Linked DNA regions of Homo sapiens: region 2 is linked to region 1. Evidence: read pairs that join two places in POLR2A ChIA-PET (ENCODE). Cell type or tissue: Panc1. All regions are shown on one strand. Links, peaks and the distances in the headings refer to the core of each region. The heading gives the core; the rest is flanking DNA. Region 1 has its middle 14 kb from the start of CTDSP2. Region 2 overlaps AVIL (advillin).

Region 1 (9,170 bases), core at 674-8,673:
ATAGCCTTGTTGCTCACACAAAGCCTGTTTGGTGGTCTCTTCATACGGACACGTGAGACACCACTCACATTATGTTTATATCATAATATATAGTTAAATCCATATTCAGTGATTTCATTATTGAATTTGTAAATATTGTTTATTCTTGAGGCAAGTATTCTGGTTACATTTCCTTTTCTAAATAACTTTGTCATATACTCTGTTTATATTTCCTTCCTTGTACAACCTTTTTGTTTTTTCTGGAGTTAATTGCCTCATTTTTAATTTGCTTGGTTTTTTCTTTGAATCTCTGGCTCTGTCTTCCCACACCCTTCAACAGTTCTGTAAAACGCCCTCTCAGTACAATTTTGCATATGGCCAAACCTGTCATATAATCTTACTGGTTCTCTTCTTCCCTTGGAGACTTTTGTCCTGGGGTGCCCCATCCTTGCACTTTCCTCTGGACGTGTTGCCCTCTGGGCTGTGGTACACCTGTCATCCTGGGTTTCGCATCACCTTTGCCCTTGTCCTCTTTCCTGGACTCAGTGTTTTCTTCTTTCTTGGTTTACTCCCTTGTTTTGGTGAAGCACATCCTCCAGTAGCTTCCTGAGAAAGAGTGCCTGGGAGGTAACATTTTAGACTTTCGTGTTACTTAAAATGGCTTTATTCCATCCTCACACTTGATTGATAGTTTTGGCTGGGTATGGAATTTTAAGTTGAAAATAATTTTCCTTCAGAATTTTGAAGACATTGTTCCTTTATTTTTCAGCTTCTAATTTTGCAGTTCAGAAGTTCTTGCCATTTTGATTTCTGAGACTTTGAATTCACCTCCGCCCTTCCCCCCAACCCCCACTTTTAGGATTGTTTTCTTTTATCTTGGCTATCTTGAAATGTCACAGTATATTGCTGTGGGTTGCTTTTCATTCATTTTTCTGGGTACTTGTCAGGTTCTTGAAATCTAATACAGTGGTTCTTAAAGTGTAGTCCCCAGTCCAGCAGCATCAGTATCACCTGTGGGAACATGTCAGCAATGCAAACTTGGGGCCCCACCTCACACCTACTGAATCAGAAACTCCGGTGATAGGGCCCAGCCATCCGTGCTTTAACTAGCCTACCAGGTATTCTGATGCATGCTAAAGCTTAAGAACCTCTGTCCCAAAACAATTTATGTACTTTAGTTCTGGGAATTGCTTTATAATTTCTTTGACATTTCTTCCTCCATTTTTCCTGTTCATTCCTTCGGCATCGCTGATTACTTGGATGCTAGGCTCCTTGGATTGATCCTCTAATTTTCGTATTATTTCTCTCTTATTAACCATCCCTTTGTTCTGTTTTCTGGTAGGTATCCTCTATGTTATATCCTAATCTATTTGCTAAGTATATTGTTATTACTCTTTTTATTTTTTCTTTATATAATTTTCAAGAGTGCTTTCATGTTCTCTACCTTTTCTTTCTTTTAAGTTAATTTTTTTTAAAGAGAAAGGGTCTCACTACGTTGCCCAGGCTAGAGTGCAGTGGCTATTCACAGGTATGATCACACTATTGGTCAGCATGGGAGTTTTTTTTTTTTTTCCCGGGACAGTCTTGCTCTGTCGCCCAGGCTGGAGTGCAGTGGCGCGATCTCGGCTCACTGCAATCCTGGGTTCAAGCAATTCTCCTGCCTCAGCCTCCCAAGTAGCTGGGACTACAGGTGTGCACCACCATGGCTGGCTAATTTTTTTATTTTTAGTAGAGATGAGGTTTCATTCTGTTGCCCAGGCTGGTCTCGAACTCCTGACCTCAAGTGATTTGCCCGCCTTGGCCTCCCAAAGTGCTGGGATTATAGGCATGAGCCACCGAACCCAGCCAGCATGGGAGTTTTGACCTGCTCTATTTTCGACCTGAACTGGTTCCTTCTACCCTCTTAGGCAAGCTGGTGATTCCCTGATCCTAGCATAGCACACTACAGCCCAGAGCTGGGCTCAAGTGATGTTTTCACGTCAGCCTCTGAAGTCGCTGGGACTACAGGCATGTACCACCATGCCCAGCATTTCTTTTTCTTTCCTTTTCTTTTTTTTTTTTTTTTGAGATGCAGTCTCACTCTGTCGTCCAGGCTGTAGTGCAATGGCGTGATCTCGGCTCATGGCAATTTTCGCTTCCCGGGTTCAAGCGATTCTCCTGCTTCAGCTTCCTGAGTAGCTGGGATTACAAGTGCCTGCCACCACACCCGGCTAATTTTTGTATTTTTATTAGAGCCACAGTTTCACCATGTTGGCCAGGCTGGTCTTGAGCTCCTGACTTCAGGTGATCTGCCCACCTCGGCCTCCCAAAGTGCTGGAATTACAGGTGTGAGTCACGGTGCCTGCCCTCTTTTCCTTTCTTTCTTTTTTTTTTTTTTTTTTGAGACTGAGTCTTGCTGCGTCACCCAGGTTGGAGTGCAGTGGTGTGATTCGGCTCACTGCAACCTCCACCTCCCGGGTTCAAGTGATTCTCCTGCTTCAGCCTCCTGAGTAGCTGGGGTTACAGGTGCCCACCACCACGCCTGGCTAACTTTTTTTTTTTTTTTTTGGATTTTTAGTAGAGACAGGGTTTCACCATGATGGCCAGGCAGGTCTCCAACTCCTGACCTCAAGTGATCCGCCAGCCTTGGCCTCCCAAAGTGCTGGGATTACAGATGTGAGCCACCACACCTGGCCTCTTACTTTTTTTTTTTTTTTAAGAAATAGTTTTCACGTCCTTTGGACACATGAATTATCTCTCTGAGGATATTAACTTGAATTTTTCTTCCCCCTGTGTTTTGATTTGCATCATGCTGGAGGCTTTCTTCAGAGGTCTGGTGTTCCTTGGCTGTCCACTCCTGTTGAGAGGGAGGCTTTAGAGATCCGGTTGGAAGCTCTCCCTGTGGGCTCACAGTAGGGCAATCAAGTGGCTGGCTGGACTCCTTCATTGGAGGGTATCAATTGTCAGTGTTAATAGGCTTTTTCTCTGTCACATTTTGTTTTTTTCCAGAAAAGAATGATCTAGTTTCGTCTCCTGCTTGAAGGTTACAAGCCCCTCACCCAGAGTTCTAGAGCCAGCTATAGTGTGGGAATTAGAGAGGTGTGTGGCAGGGAGACCGGGTGTTATTGTTCAGATGCCGACTGTATTAGTCTGTTCTCACACTGCTAATAAAGACATACCCAAGATTGGGTAATTTATAAAGGAAAGAGGTTTAATGGACTCATAGTTCCACATGGCTGGGGAGACCTCACAATCATGGCAGAAGATGAAGGAATAGCAAAGGGACTTCTTACATGGTGGCCGGCAAGAGAGAGGAGAATCAAGCGAAAGCGGAAACCCCTTATCAAACCATCCCATCTCGTGAGACTTATTCACTACCATGAGAACAGTATGGGGGAAGCTGCACCCATGATTCATTTATCTACCACTGGGTCCTTCCCACAACACATGGGAATTGTGGGAACTACAATTGAAGATGAGATTTGGGTGGGGATACAGCCAAACCATGTCACCGACTTTCCCTCAGTCTTTGATCCCACTCTTTTTCCTGCACCTCCCCAACCCCTAAGTCCAGAATCTTTCTGTTTCAATATCTCCAGAATACATCTTCCTGTCTCCTACAGGAATCGGGAGGGGACACATTAAATTACCTGATTGTGCTGGGGATGGCTGGGGTTCCTGACAGTCTAATTGCTCTTTAAACAGATCTTCAAGCAATCTCTGGAGTTTTAGACCTTGCCTCAGTTTTAGACCCCTGCTTATCCTTCTGTCTTACTTGCTACTTCCAAGTCCCGAGCTTTCCTGGGTTTCCAAGGGAAGAATCAGGTTGCTTCTCGTGGGTCTGTGCCTCCAAATGTTTTTGGTCTGCCCTTCTTGGACTCTGTGGGGTCGTTTACCATTCTTCTATCCATTTTCTGTTTTCATATGATGGGGGCCAGGATTCTAAATCCTTGTTTCATTGAAGATGGACTTTGGGTTCCTGTTTCTTATTTTCCTTATCATCTTGGGGGTGATTTTTGAGAGGAGAAGGGGGCTTTACTCCACTCTCTTGTGACCAGAAGGCAGAGATGTCTTCTTGAGGTGGAAGTGGTGGTGCTTGTGCCAGACACTCTTGCTGACAAAGTGGCTGAAAGTGGGCCATATGTTAGGAGGAAGGTGAGGAGGGGAGGAGAGAAGCTTCCGGAACTTAGAAAAGCTGCTGTGGGAACTTGATTTGGAACCCCTGCCCCCCGTCCTCCCAAGAGGGCCCAAGAGGAAAAGGATTACTGGGCCCCAGTGAGGCCTGGTTGAGGTGAGACTGTGAGAATCAGTGGTAGGTTCAGCAGGGAACAGGGATGGAGACAGTGAGCAGTGGGCAGCAGCTTCTAGCTCAGAGGAGGACATGAGGGGATGGGGGCATTCTAGAGCCAGAAGGAGGGCAGTGAAGTGGCTTTGAGGCAGGCCATTGGCCAGGGAGCAGAAGAGGACAAGACAGTATTGACAGCCACTGATTAGATGTTGGTGATGTGCCAGGGACTGGGCCAGGTTCTTCAAAGCAGGCTTAGTGGGAGTGGGCAGCCAGGAGGAGAAAGGAAAGGTGGTCTAGGTCAGTGAAGGAAGGGCTGAGTCTCAGAGGTGGGAGTGGGGCAGGTCTGAGTGATGATGGAGTCTCCTGCTCCAGAGGTGAGAGACTGCTCATGTGCAGACCCATGAAGCAGGGTGTCCCTGAGGAGGGCAAGAGGTGGGGTGGGAAGAAGCAGTGGTATAATGGTTCAAGTCTTCAGAAAGAATGGCAGCAGGTGGGAGAGGCCAGTTGTTTAGATGAGTGGCCTCTTGGGAACCAAGGAAAGATACTATTTTATTTTATTTAGTTTTTAGAGATGAGGTCTCACTATGTTGCCTAGGCTGGAGTGCAGTGGCTATTCACGGGCATGATCATAGAGCACTGCAGCCTTGAACTCCAGGGTTCAAGTGATCCTTCTTTTTTTTTTTTTTTTTTTTTGAGACAGGGTCTGGCTCTATTGCCCAGGCTGGAGTGCAGTGGTACAATCTCACTGTAGCCTCTGCCTCCTGGATTCAAGCCGTTCTCCCACCTCAGCCTCCTGAATAGCTGGGACTACAGGCACATGCCACCATACCCAGCTAATTTTTTTGTATTTTTAGTACAGATGGGGTCTTGCTATGTCGCCCAGACTGGTCTCAAACTCCTGGACTCAAAACAATTCACCCACCATGGCCTCCCAAAGTGTTCAGATTACAGGTGTGAGCCACTGCACTCGGCCTTCAAATGATCCTTCTGCCTCAGCCTCCCGAGTAGCGGGAACAAGAGGTTCTGACTACCATGCCTGGCTTAAGATTTTAAACAGGAAGGGTGATCACTTCGGTTCACTTTATTTTATTTATTTATATTTTGAGACTGGGTCTCGCTCTGTCACCCAGACTGGAGAGCAGTGGCACAATCACGGCTCACTGCAGCCTTGACTTCCTGGGCTCCAGGGATCCTCCCACCTCAGCCTCCTGAGTAGCTGGGACCACAGGTGCACACCACCAAGCCTGGCTAATTTTTGTATTTTTGGTAGAGACAGGGTTTTTCCCCTTGCTGCCCAGGCTGGTCTCAAACTCCTGAGCTCAAGCAATCTGCCCACCTTGGCCTCCCAAAGTGCTGGGATTACAGGCGTGAGCCACCAAAAGGGGCCTTCAGTTCACTTTAATACTTACTGAACATTTATGTAATGCACCTGCCCCAGGTTACATAGCCTGGGGGTATAGTCGCAATGAGTCACCTAAAATACATAGCCTCTGACTCTAAGCTGTAATAACTCAGCTCTCATGCATGACTCCACAGTCTTTTCCTGACGTCCTGGGACTATTTTCTGTGTGCTTCTATATGGTCATTCTATGCCGCCTCACAGATGTTGCTGATAGCACTCCTCCTGGCTGAGAAGGCTGCTCCTGTCATCTCATCAGGCAGCCCCTGAGTGTAGCTCGGCCAGGCTTCTGTGATTACAAGCCACAGAAACCAACTCTGGCTAACTTAAGCAGAAAAACAATTTATTGGAAGGTTATTGGGCAGCTCATAGATTCAACAGCTACACTCTACCCTTCTTCTGTGCTGGTAAAGGCTTGATTTTGTCCTGAAATTTACGTGCCCTGTACCCAAGGAAGGAGACCCCCTCCTCAGCCACAGGGGATAATGTTGATGAGTCTCAGCCAACCAGGGCACTTCCTGCCTCTGTGCCAGTGATTGGTTTAGGTTTAGGCATGTGAGGCAGCGCTGGCCAAGGACACACAAGGGGAAGCCCGCTAGGCCAGGGTTTTCGGAAAGAATCACAGAGAAGCTGACTTTATTAAAGGTGGAATTAATGCTCTCTGCCTCTAAAAAATAATATACTTGCCCATTGTGTAAGGTGCTTTTAGTTGGTCTTCTGTGCTTTCAGTTGAAAGGTTCTGACACATGAAGGCTAGCTATTTTTCCTGGGTAGCAGGTGGGGCGAAAGATGGGAAAATAAGCTGATGGCTAAAGGGTGAAATGAAAAGAGTTTGCAAAATAAAGGAGCTGATGCATTTTTGAAGGCAGAAGAATTACCTAATAGAAAAGAACTGATTGAAAATGTTAGAGAGAAGGGGACTAACTCAGGGAGAAGGAGGCCACCACTCATCAAGCAGACACTTGCCATATGCCAGGCACTGTGAAAGGGGGTGGGATACAGTGATGGACAGAAATACGAGGTCCCTGCTCTTAGGGAAACTTTCAGTCTGGGTGGGGTAGAGAGACAATGAACATGTAAGTAACAAAATAAACAGGATAAGATAATGGGAAGTAATTTGGCGGGGCGGGGGGCAGTTAATTTTGATAGAAGATGGTCAAGAAAGTCTCCTCTGAAGAAGAGGAGATCCGCCCAACTCGGCCTCCCAAAGTGCTGGGATTACAGGCGTGAGCCATCGAGGGGGGCCTTCAGTTCGCTTTAATATTTACTGAACATTCATGTAATGCACCTGCCGCAGGTTACATAGCCTGTGGGTACAGGGATGGGCCAGCCACATGAAGAAACTTAGGAGGACTCCAGAAGACATCTCAGGGCAACTGTGGGCTCTGTCCTGACTACAGCAATGGAAGTCCAATGTCCATTCAGAAAAGGGAAAGAAATGGCAGCAAAGTTTGCCTTGGAGGCTCCTGCAGGCCAGGAATGACAGAGCAGCTGGAGAGATATATTTTCCCAGGGCTGGCATGGATATCACCTCCCCTGTGGCAGGACAGGTTGGGAACCCTGGTGTTGCTGACTTTCTGGAAGCTGGAGAGGTTTGAGTGGAATATTTGGAGTGCATTATATACCATAGGTGGCTTGTGCTGGCCACCTATGGTCTATAATTTGGTTGGATGTCCTTGATTTTCTACTGATAAATAGATCTGCTACTTGATTTTCTACTGTGGGTTTGAGGGAGGATACTTGGGGCCAGCAGATGAGTCACACCTCTGATCCTTACATGCCCAGCTGCCTCTGTCTCCCCTTGCCCATGCAGTCTGGAATTCCAATCTGCTCCCCTGTTTAACATCTCATCCAGTCAATAAGCGCCTCTGAAGTCTTTACTTTGTGAGTAGCATCTTTGACATGTTTGTGTCGGGTGGATACCATGACAGAAAGACAAGACTTGGCCTCAAGGAGTTTGCTGGTCAAATTCGAGAACACTGCATCTGAAACAATTTATCAGTAGAAAATCAAGGACATTCAACAGAGGTATAGACCATGGGTGGCCATCACAAGCCACCTATGGTACACAGTGCACTGGTTTATATACCATCTACTGCATTAGTCCCAGCCTCCCAAACTGGCACCAACAGTCCTCTTCTCCTTGCCCACTACTCCCTTCTTCCCTCCAAGATCCCTTTGGAGGTGATCCATCAAGTTGGAGCCTGACACATAATTTCTGCTCATCGTGTGTGGCCTTCCTCCAGTTTCCTGGGGATGTGAAGGAGGAGGGAGGGACCTGTCAGCTGGATGGAGACTTCTTTGCCCAAAGTTGATAGTACCACAGTGGGGCTCTTCACAGGCAGCCATTTTGAGACCTGTCCAGCACAAGGTTCTAGTTTTGGGGGTCCTGTCACTTAAATAAGAAAATATTGAGTGCTTGCCTTGTGCCAGTGTCTGTTTGAAGAGGCAGACCACTGTCACTTTTCTTGTATTATCTAATTCAGTCCACACAACAATTGCCTTTGGTGGGAATTTTAATTATTCCATTTTACAGTTGGAGAAACTAAGGTACAGAAAGATAAAGTCACTTATCCTTATCAAACAACTAGTAAGTAGTGGAGCCACGATTTGAACCCAAGCAGACTGCCTGCAGCATCCCTGGTCGGCACCCCTGTGCACACTGCCAAATTGTCTTATTCTAGGAATTTCCCTTCCCTGCGCCATGACATATTAAAAACTCAGCTAGAGGTCATTTTGAGCAAGGAACCCTTCTCCACCCTGCCTTTCCATGAGAGGGAGTTGGGATCCCAGAGAAGAGGAATTCCAGAAGAGGCACTGCCACTTTGGCTATTTTTCCTGCATGTTCCCCAGGCAGGGAGCGCCAGCTTTTGATTTGCCAGGTGTCTCTCTGTTCTTCTAATTAACACCAGATCCAGCCTTTAGCCAGAGCCCTGCCTATAGCTGGAATCCACCACCATGCGGCTCAGGGGCCAGTTCGCTGTGACTGCCACAGAGGACAAAGCAAGTGCTAACTCGGGGTGGAGTCTTCTGTAATGATGCTCCCTTTGCCTCATCCATAAAAAGCTCCACTCAGATCTACCTCGTTTGTGGTGGAGGCCAGGGTGGCAGAGTGTGCAGGAGAAGGCAGAATCAGGCTGAAACAGCTCCTCTTTGCCTCCCTGGATTCTTTTCCAAAATGCTGTCAGCACTGCCAGTTGGAAAATATTTTTCTCCCTCCCTTTGTCTTCTTTCTTATTAAGAAAAAAAAAAAAGCCATCTGGTGTCAAATTCACTCCTGGCACATCATAAAGGGTAGCACTAAAAATGTCCCCGAAAAACTAAAAGCAAAACCACAGTAGTACACATGGGATTTAATCTCAGCATCCTAGAATTTCAGAGTTGATAGGGCCCTCTGAGATCAAACCCTTCCTGTAGACGGGAGGAAACTGAGGCCGGGAGGGATTATGTTATTCTTTCAAAAATGTTTACTGAGCGCCTACTATGTTCAAGACACTCTTCAGGCGCCGCAGATGAATCACGAAC
Region 2 (9,170 bases), core at 803-8,802, 59 kb before region 1:
TCTGGAAAATGTGGGTTCTCTTCTTTGTGATTGTCTGTAGTATGCTTTGAAGGTGCTCTGCAGTGGTAGACACACTGGTTCTGGCCTCATTTAATGAAATTAATAACACATGCCCCTATTTCTCTTTTGGATGATGTGTGGGTGGGTGGGTACTGAGGTTTCCTGGCCAGCTGTAAGGCAGATTTTGACATTCTTGTGCCAGAAACAGAAATTAGAGTAGTCCAGTTACCCAGAGAGCTCACTTAACATTGCCTCTTTACTTCCCCAGTACTGAAACATTTCTTCAAGTATAACATAAAATTACCGTAACAAGCAGACCCAGAATACTGAAAATAACTCCATTTGTTCATTATAGGTATCTTTATTTGAAAAGTGAAAAATGCTTTGACACATTACAGATCTGGGTATTTGGATTTTGCCTATGGAGTGCATATATGATTTCAATGATTTACAGGCTAAATAGATTTTAGAAATAATCATCTTAAAATTGAAAACAAAGGTAGGTCCTGGTATAATATTAAACATAAAGTTATTAAACATTTTAAGCATTGTTTTTTGGTTCTCTTTCTTTTGATTTCTCCAGATTTATGCAGTTTTAGTGCTTTCTGCTGAGGCTTTAGCTAGAGGGCCACAAAACCCAAAAACTATATGGTTAACATTTTAGGTATATAACAAGCAAGGAATGCAAGGATGAGAAAAAATGGAGAACATGCCGTGATTTGCAGACTCTATTATATCTAAATTAAGTAGCTGAATGTCAGGCAGAAATTGGTGGATAAATTATTTCCTGATATTGGCACTATCTGCTCTTTTCTGTGGCCTTGCAATAGGTATAGGCCTTCTTGCTTTAGAAAAGCCCCTTTTCTTTCTTCATTTGGAGCTGTTTCCAGCCAGGCAGAGCTGCAAATTGCCCTCTTGTGATGCCAAACACAGACACAAAGTCCTGTTCAGAGAGGTAATTCTAAGAGAGAAAACAAAGTTTCTAGTTAGAAGGAAGACATGACATCATTGCCAACAGAAGTTGAGGAAGTTGGAGCAAGAGGGAGTTCTAGGTGGATCCTTGAAGAGGGAAGTAGAATGAATTTCTCAGAAAGGCTGTTAAAGATTTAAATTATTCATTGGAGAGGTGTTCTTCAGGTCAGGGAGTCCCATTTTGGCCTGTGGCAGAAGCTTACTGGATTCACTGCTCTCACAGTGCCAGCAAGCGCCAGTTTCTTGCCAGAAGGCAATAAATGGGTTATGTATTAAGGATGAATTACAGACATCAAATTTTGGCAGAATGAAGAACTAAATTGAGCTATGGTTTTCCTTGTTTTCTGCCCGTAACTACCATTTTTACCCATAAATTTTCAAATGCATGATCGGGTGGATCTTATTGAGCATAAAATTCTTCTACACATTTACTTAATGATTTATTGAATATTTATATACAAGTAAAGATTATTAATATATGGGCTTTGCTTTCAAGAAAATTGTAGTCCAGATACTTGAGTTGACTAGATAAGACATTGTGGGAAATCCAGAGTCCAGAGTCTGTGCCTAAATCAACTTCTTCAAGGGGAAAAGAAATTTATTCTTTTCTTTTCTTTTTTTTTTTTTTGAGACAGATTCTTGCTTTGTGGCCCAGGCTGGAGTACAGTGGCACAATCTCGGCTCACTGCAACCTCTGCCTCCCGGGTTCAAGCAGTTCTCCTCCCTCAGCCTCCCAAGTAGCTGGGACTACAGGCACCCACCACCACGCCTGGCTAATTTTTGTATTTTTAGTACAGACGGGGTTTCACCATATTGGCCAGGCCAGTCTCGAACTCCTGACCTCGTGATCCACCCACCTCACCCTCCCAAAGTGCTGGGATTACAGGTATGAGCCACCGTGCCCGGCCAAGAAATTTATTCTTTTAACTCAAATATGTTAATTCATTCACGCAAAACTTAAGAATACTTGCTATCTGCTAGGCACTGTTGTAGGTGCAGAGAAGCTGAGAATATGATGGTGAGCAAGACAAACAAAGGTCCTTCCTTTTAAGGATATTACTAGAGGGGGAAATAGGCAATGAACAAGTATAAAGGGACTGGAGCAGGTATGGGAAGCAGTATTAGGGTGGTCAGGAAATGCCTCCCTGGGGAGGTGATATTAGAGCTGAGACCTACATGATGAGAAGGTGCTGGTGCTGTGATGATTTGGGAGAAGGATGTTTTTTCAGGCACGAACACTAGCAAGTGTAAAGGCTCAAAGGCTGGAATAAGCATGTTTTAAGGAACAGCAAAGCAGCCGCTGTACTGGCTGAAGGGTGGTGAGTGATGAGGGTATTGGTATATGAAATGAAATCAGAGAGCTAGGCAGGGGCCAGATTGTATAGGCCTTCACATTCTTTTTTTAAATGTAGTGGGAAGCTATTCCAGGTGTTTTAAACAGGGCCGTGCCATATATTTTAAAGATCTCTTTGGCTGTTGTGTGGGGAACGGATTGTAGGAACAGGTGGAAACCAGTTGGATTGTAGTAAGTAGTCCATGATAGCTGGACTAGACTAGTAGCAGAGAAATGGAAGAGGAGTGAACAGAAGCTAGCTGATAGACTGATGTAGGTGGAGAGAAAAGAATCAAGAAAGAACCCTGGTTTTTTTTGGTTTGAGTTCCTAGGTAGCTCAGATGTCCATTGAGCGGCTACAATGTGCCGGAGCTGTCCTAGGCCATTTGCTGAGCTGAGTTTTTTACTCACGGAGAGCTCCACTTCCAACAGACACAGTTCCTTCAGCCACTCACCTCCTTTTTGGCAGGGTTTACATCCTCAGGCAGCTCCTGATTCTGGTTTTTCAACAGAACTGCTATAGGGTAATATTTTGGCTCACTGTCATTAGAATTCAGGGAGAGGGTTGCATTCTTCATGTCCTAGGTAAGATAAGAATGTAGGCACAGGGAAAAGACTCCTCAGTGTCTGTGTGGTTACAGTTCTGAATGTGTATAATATTTAACATTTTGACTTATGCCACTTCACCCTCTGTAATCATCTTTGATAACAATGCTCCCCAAACCTGGCTGCATGTCAGAATCATCTGGGAATAGAAAATATTCAGATTTTGGGGTTGTTCTTGGGAAAGCTGATTCAGTAAGTCCAAGGCAAGTCCTGTATAGCTAGTTTGGCATACATCTTGTGTCTGGATCTCATTTGAATATTGGGATCACATACCTTCTCTTGGTACTTTTATTTAGCCCTGCATTTCCAGCCTTTAAATGACTTTAGGTTGTAGTCCTACTTAAATACAATTTAAAGATACTACATCAACATTAGCTTTGGAATCTGAGTTTGTAGAGCACAAAGGACAGAATTGCCAGATGGTTTGAACACCTGGTGCCATGCACTCCTCCTGAGGTTAAAGAACTGCTGGATTCCTGGCTAGAGGCTCCACTTCTTTTAACCATTAAAATAGGTGTAAATGGCCTAAGTTTCTGTGGACTTCACTGTCAGAAATGAATAAAAATGTCATTTGGGTTAGAAGCTTATTTCTGAAAAATACTGCCAATGACTTTAATCTCTCCTTAAACGGCAGAGTTGAATAATAAAACAAATATTCATTTTTTTGTTGTTGTGTTTTTGAGACGGACTCTCGCTCTGTTGCCCAGGCTGGAGTGCAGTGGTGCCATCTCAGCTCACAGCAACTTCCGCTTCCTGGGTTCAAGCAGTTCTCCTGTCTCAGCCTCCCGAGTAGCTGGGACTACAGGCGCATGCCACCACGGCCGGCTAATTTTCATATTTTTAGTAGAGACGGGGTTTCACCATATTAGTCAGGCTGGTCTCAAACTCCTGACCTTAGGTGATCCACCCGCCTTGGCCTCCCAAAGTGCTGGGATTACAGGCATGAGCCACCGCGCCCGGCCCCATTTTTGTTGTTTTTACACAGCAAGTCTGTTTGAAAATCTGGAAGTCAGGAAAATAAGGAACTTGGCTCTGAGACCTGCTTTTCTATTGATTACAAAAAGTCTTTACATCAAAACAGACAACTATGGTAATACTAAGGACATGAGTTTTGCCTGTGAGCATCTGTAGCATTTGTGTGTTCTCTGGCTCTGGTTGCCCATGTGGCTGGCTTCTCCCAAGAGCGAACCCGACTCACAGCAGTGATTCGCATGATAGCAGCAGCATCTCCCAGCTCTTCTTTTAATTGTTCATATGTTTTTCCTGCCTGAGAAGAAGAGAGAGAAAACACAGGATGAGGTCTTTCTTATAGGGGAGGGACATCTTAGGTCTGGTCTGTGTCTTCAGGAAAAGCAAAAGAGCCAGGGAGTCAGAAGACATTTCAAGGATAAGTAAAAATGAAAATCCCCCCTTTTGGGTCCATGCAGGCTTGAAAGGTGCTTAAACATAACGCACATTCTTTGATGGTAACCCCTCAGTCCTCCCAATAAGATTTAAGAAAGAGCAGTTGAAGGCCAGGCACAGTGGCTCATGCCTGTAATCCCAGCACTTTGGGAGGCTGAGGCGGGTGGATCACCTGAGGTCAGGGGTTCAAGACTAGCCTGACTAACATGGTGAAACCCCATCTCTACTAAAAATAGAAAAATTAGCTGGGCATGGTGGTGCATGCCTATAATCCCAGCTACTTGGGAGGCTGAGGCAGGAGAATTGCTTGAACCCAGGAGGTAGAGGTTGCAGTGAGCCGAGATTGTGCCATTACACTCCAGCCTGGACAACAAGAGCGAAATTCTGTCTCAAAAAAAGAAAAAAAAAAGTTGATTAGGAGTCAGGAAACCTGGCTTTCTGTTGATTAACTGTGACTTTAGACAAATGACTTATCCTCTTAGCTTCCTTATCAATAAAATAGGGAGCAATACTTCTACTGGCTATCAGGATTGTTGTAAAGATCAAAAAGATGATGTGTATGGATATACTTTATAAACTGTTTATACTTCACACTGCTTATTGCTGACACCTGCTGTGAATTGTCCACCTGGACTTACTGCTGTGGCAGGTGAAAAAGAGGAGAAAAGTAAAAGGCAGGGAGTGGGATGGGAGTAGGGAAATGAGGTCCTGGTTTCACTGAGCCGTGAATCAGTACTCCACCTTCCTGCCCACTGAGCTGTTCTGAGCTACCTGGCAGGAAGTTAGAGCTTCCCTACTCTCTTTTCTTACACTCCAAATGTTAGGGTCCCAGGCTAGGAACCAGCCTGTGAAGATGGGAGGCTCAAACCCCTGCTTAATGATCAGGATTGGTGTGTCGGGATCTCGGCCGCTGGGGTGAGTGTGCAGGTACTGCTGTGCTGTGGCAAGGGCACTCTCCTTCTCCGTGGCATTGGCCTCAGCCCCAATCCACAAGAACACCTGTTAAGGTGGAGATTTAATATATGTTACTGTGTTCATACCAAGGACTAAGTACTAGATCATACACATTACCCTATCTTTCCCCTTTCTTTCGTGAGCAATTCACAGCCTCAGAAAACTTTCTCAGCCTAATTTGTTCAGCAGAGAAAGGTTTTCCCAGAATCAGCTTGATGTTTATCATTTTAATTGCTATGTGTATCTTCCAGGTCTGCCTTTCCAAATTGGAGCTGTCTCTGAACTTCAGCTTCCTGAATCCAACTTCTTGCAGAACACCTCCTCTTGACTGCTCTAAGCACCTTAAAAATAACACCTTCAGGATGTAGCTCTTCTTTACTAAACTTGTATCTGAGTCTCCACTTTTGATAGGTGGTATCTATCTAGTCACCTAAGGCAGAAGCCTGAGAGTTTCCTAGAAACCCCCCATATCCAATGAGTCACCAGGGCTGACCAACTTTACCTCCTAAGCATTTGTCAAATCTGTCACCATCCCTCCATCCCTACTCCACTGCCCTTATGTGGGCCCACAGTAGCTCTTACTTGACCATGACAATAGTCTACTGACTGCCTTTGTTCCCCCAAAGGCCCATATCCTCTGCATGTGGAGTCCGTTGCTATTGATCCTAAGACTAAAATGATGATAGGATGATGATAGGATGGCTGGATTTTTCCAAAGCAAGGTGGGAAAATGCCCAGGATGGTGAGTTTCAAACATCATTCTCAAACATCACCCCTGGAAAAAAAACCCGGGCTTTCTTTTGGTCACTGCTGACAAAGGTTTGATTGAGCTGGGGATGGTCCAGGGCTACCCTGGGTTTATTCTAGGGTGGGGATACTACACAAAAACAACCCTTACTGTGGGAGTCTTTCTCATGTTCTGACTTCTGCAGCTGTGTCTTACCTGGTCCCAGGTATCTAGGAGCATCACGTCAGTAGGGTTCAGGTCATCCTGGGTGAAGTCTGTGATCTCAGTGACAACGAATTGGCCGGTCTTATTGGAACATTCAAAGAGACGAGACTGGACATCTAGGATTTCCTGCTGAAGTCTGCAATATAGTCCATTTAAGGGCATCAAGCTGCTTAGAAATGTTTTTAAAACTGAGGTTTTAGCCTTTGTGCAATTCACAAGCCTGGCAGGCAGGGGGAGCCCAGAAGAGGGGGAGGCTGTGTTCCCATACCTTTTATCATTGGCATAGGGAGTTTTCCCTCCCAGTAGGTCCCAGAACTCGGCTGGCTCCTGGCCCTCGGCCACAGTGTTCTCGCTGCCATCACAGAGAAGGCTGGCCAGCTCCTTAGCCATTGCCCGCTCATCCCCACTAGACCCCTGAGAGTGGGGCGAGGAGAGCACAGATGTTAGTTGCACAGGGGCACTTCGATGTGGAAAGAAAAGCATCTGAGACTAATAACTCAGTGTGCCAGGATCAGCTACCAAACCACAGTCCCTCAGCCTGGGAAGACAGACAAGTTTGTTCTAGTGCTGGGGAGTGGGGAGGAAAACAGTGTGGGGCAAAGAACAGGACTAGGCTTTGAAACCCACAGTGGGTGTTGGCAAAAGTCACCTTTGTTTCAGCTTCAGTTTGAATTTAGGCACCTACTTTTGATTTTTATTTTAGAGAAAAAATTTAAATTTATTTTTAAAAGTACATACAATAAAATATACTCTTTTGACATACAATTCTAAGAATTTTCACAAGCAGAATCATGTTACTACCACCACAATAAAGGCACAGAACAGTTTCTTCCTCAGTCCGTCCCAAAATTATCTGGGGTGCGACCCCTTTGGAGTCAAAGCCTCCCTGAATCCTTAACCTCTGGTAACCATGAATCTATTCTCCATCACTATAGTTTTGCCTTTTCCAGAATGCTGTAAGTGGAGTCATACAATATTTAGCCTTTCAGTCTGGCTTCTTTCTCTTAGCAGAATGCATATGAGATCTCTGTTGGGTTTACCAGCGCGCTGCTCATCCCTTTTTATTGCTGAGAAGTATTCCATCATGTGGATGTACTACTGTTTGTTTATCCATTTTCCAGTGGGGTTGTTTCTGATTATGAATAAAGGTGCTATAAACATTTGTGCACAGGTTTTTCTGTGAAGATAGTTTTTTGTTTTACTTGAGTAAATACCCAGGAGTAGGATTGCTGGATCATACGGTAAGTGTATGTTTAACTTTGTAAGAAACTGTCAGCTGGGCGTGGTGGCTCCCTACTGTAATCCCAGCACTTTGGGAGGCTGAGGCAGGTGGATCACCTGAGGTCAGGAGTTCGAGAGCAGCCTGGGCAACATGGCGAAACCTCGTCTCTACTGAAAATACAATTAGCTGGGTGTGGTGGCACACGCCTGTAATCCCAGCTACTTGGGAGGCTGAGGCAGGAGAATCACTTGAACCCAGGAGGCAGAGGTTGCAGTGAGCCAAGATCGCGCCACTGCACTCCAGCCTGGGCGACAGAATGAGACTCTGTCTCAAAAAAAAAAACAAAAAAAAAACTGAAACTGTCGAAATGTTTTCCAGAAGCTGTACCATTTGCAATCCTGCCAACAATGCATGAAAATTCCTGTTGCTCTGCATCCTTGCTCATATTTTATGTTGTCAATTTTTTTAACCATTCTAATAGATGTGTAGTGGTTATCTCATTGATTTTGATTTGCATCTCCCTAGTGACTAATGATGTTAAGCATCTTTTCCTGTTCTTTTTTGTAAAATAATTTTAGTGCATTTTATTTTATTTTGAGAGGGAATCTTGCTCTGTTAGCCAGGCTGGAGTACAGTGGCGCAATCTCGGCTCACTGCAACCTCCACCTGCCAGGTTCAAGCAATTCTCCTGCCTCAGCCTCCGGAGTAGCTGGGACTACAGGCGTGCACCACCATGCCCAGCTAATTTTTTGTATTTTTAGTAGAGGCGGGGTTTCACCATGCTGGCCGGGCTGGTCTCAAACTCCTGACCTCAGGTGATCTGCCTGCCTCAGCCTCCCAAAGTGCTGGGATTACAGGCGTGAGCCACCGCGCCCGGCCTTAGTGCATTTTAATCCACTATTGCAATATGAATTGACATCATATTTTGTGTTTTTGTTCTGTATTAGTGCCTGTCTGTTAGAGTCCACCAAATTCACATGGGAAGATTGACTTATCCAGCCTCCATCTGCATAGAAGTTTATGAGATTTCTGCTAGGTGTAAGCAGGGCTTTCAGTGAGTTTTTTTTTTTTTTGAGATGGAGTTTCACTCTTGTTGCCCAGGCTGGAGTGCCATGGCGCGATCTCGGCTCACCGCAACCTCCGTCTACTGGGTTCAAGCGATTCTCCTGCCTCAGCCTCCCGAGTAGCTGGGACTACAGGCGCATGCTGCCACACCCGGCTAATTTTTTTTGTATTTTTAGTAGAGACGGGGTTTCACTGTGTTAGCCAGGATGGTCTCGTTCTCCTGACCTTGTGATCCTCCTGCCTCGGCCTCCCAAAGTGCTGGGATTACAAGTGTGAGCCACTGTGCCTGGCTTTTTTTTTTTTTTTTTTTTTTGAGACGGAGTCTCACTCTGTCGCCCAGGCTGGAGTACAGTGGTACAATCTCGGCTCACTGCAACCTCCGCCCCCTGGTTCAAGAGATTCTTCTGCCTCAGCCTCCTGAGTAGCTGGGACTATGGGCGTGTGCCACCATGCCCAGCTAATTTTTGTATTTTTAGTAGAGATGGGGTTTCACCATGTTGGCCAGGCTGGTCTCGAACTCCTGACCTCGTGATTTGCCTGCCTCAGCCTCCCAAAGTGCTAGGATTACAGGGATGAGCCACCGTGCCCAGCTTTTTTTTTTTTTTTTTTTTTTTAATATCAAACGCTTCATGAATTTGCATGCCATCCTTGCACAGGGACCA

The links. Peaks named below come from ENCODE experiments on the same cell type or tissue, not always from the same donor. Only the 100,000 strongest peaks of a DNase experiment are listed, where the experiment ranks them.
Region 2: POLR2A ChIA-PET joins it to region 1 with 11 read pairs; 6 of 35 experiments call an interaction of 5 or more read pairs at or near these places.

What each region holds. Positions count from the first base shown.
Region 1 is chr12:57,855,976-57,865,145 of GRCh38, forward strand. No RefSeq gene overlaps it. Among named protein-coding and RNA genes, the nearest start is that of CTDSP2, 14 kb to the left of the region's middle. In Panc1, for the core only: no CTCF peak of the experiment used is centred there; no DNase peak of the experiment used is centred there; H3K4me3 peaks cover 82 bases; H3K27ac peaks cover 1,889 bases.
Region 2 is chr12:57,797,035-57,806,204 of GRCh38, forward strand. AVIL (advillin) reads right to left here. Exons shown (of 20, transcript NM_006576.4): 15 at 6,490-6,635; 16 at 6,213-6,357; 17 at 5,126-5,314; 18 at 4,110-4,178; 19 at 2,761-2,886; 20 at 346-961. The coding sequence ends at 848. TSFM (Ts translation elongation factor, mitochondrial) reads left to right here. Exons shown (of 6, transcript NM_005726.6): 6 at 1-553. It also overlaps the pseudogene RNU6-1083P. Among named protein-coding and RNA genes, the nearest start is that of AVIL, 17 kb to the right of the region's middle. In Panc1, for the core only: a CTCF peak has its summit at 6,448; a DNase peak (open chromatin) is centred at 6,478.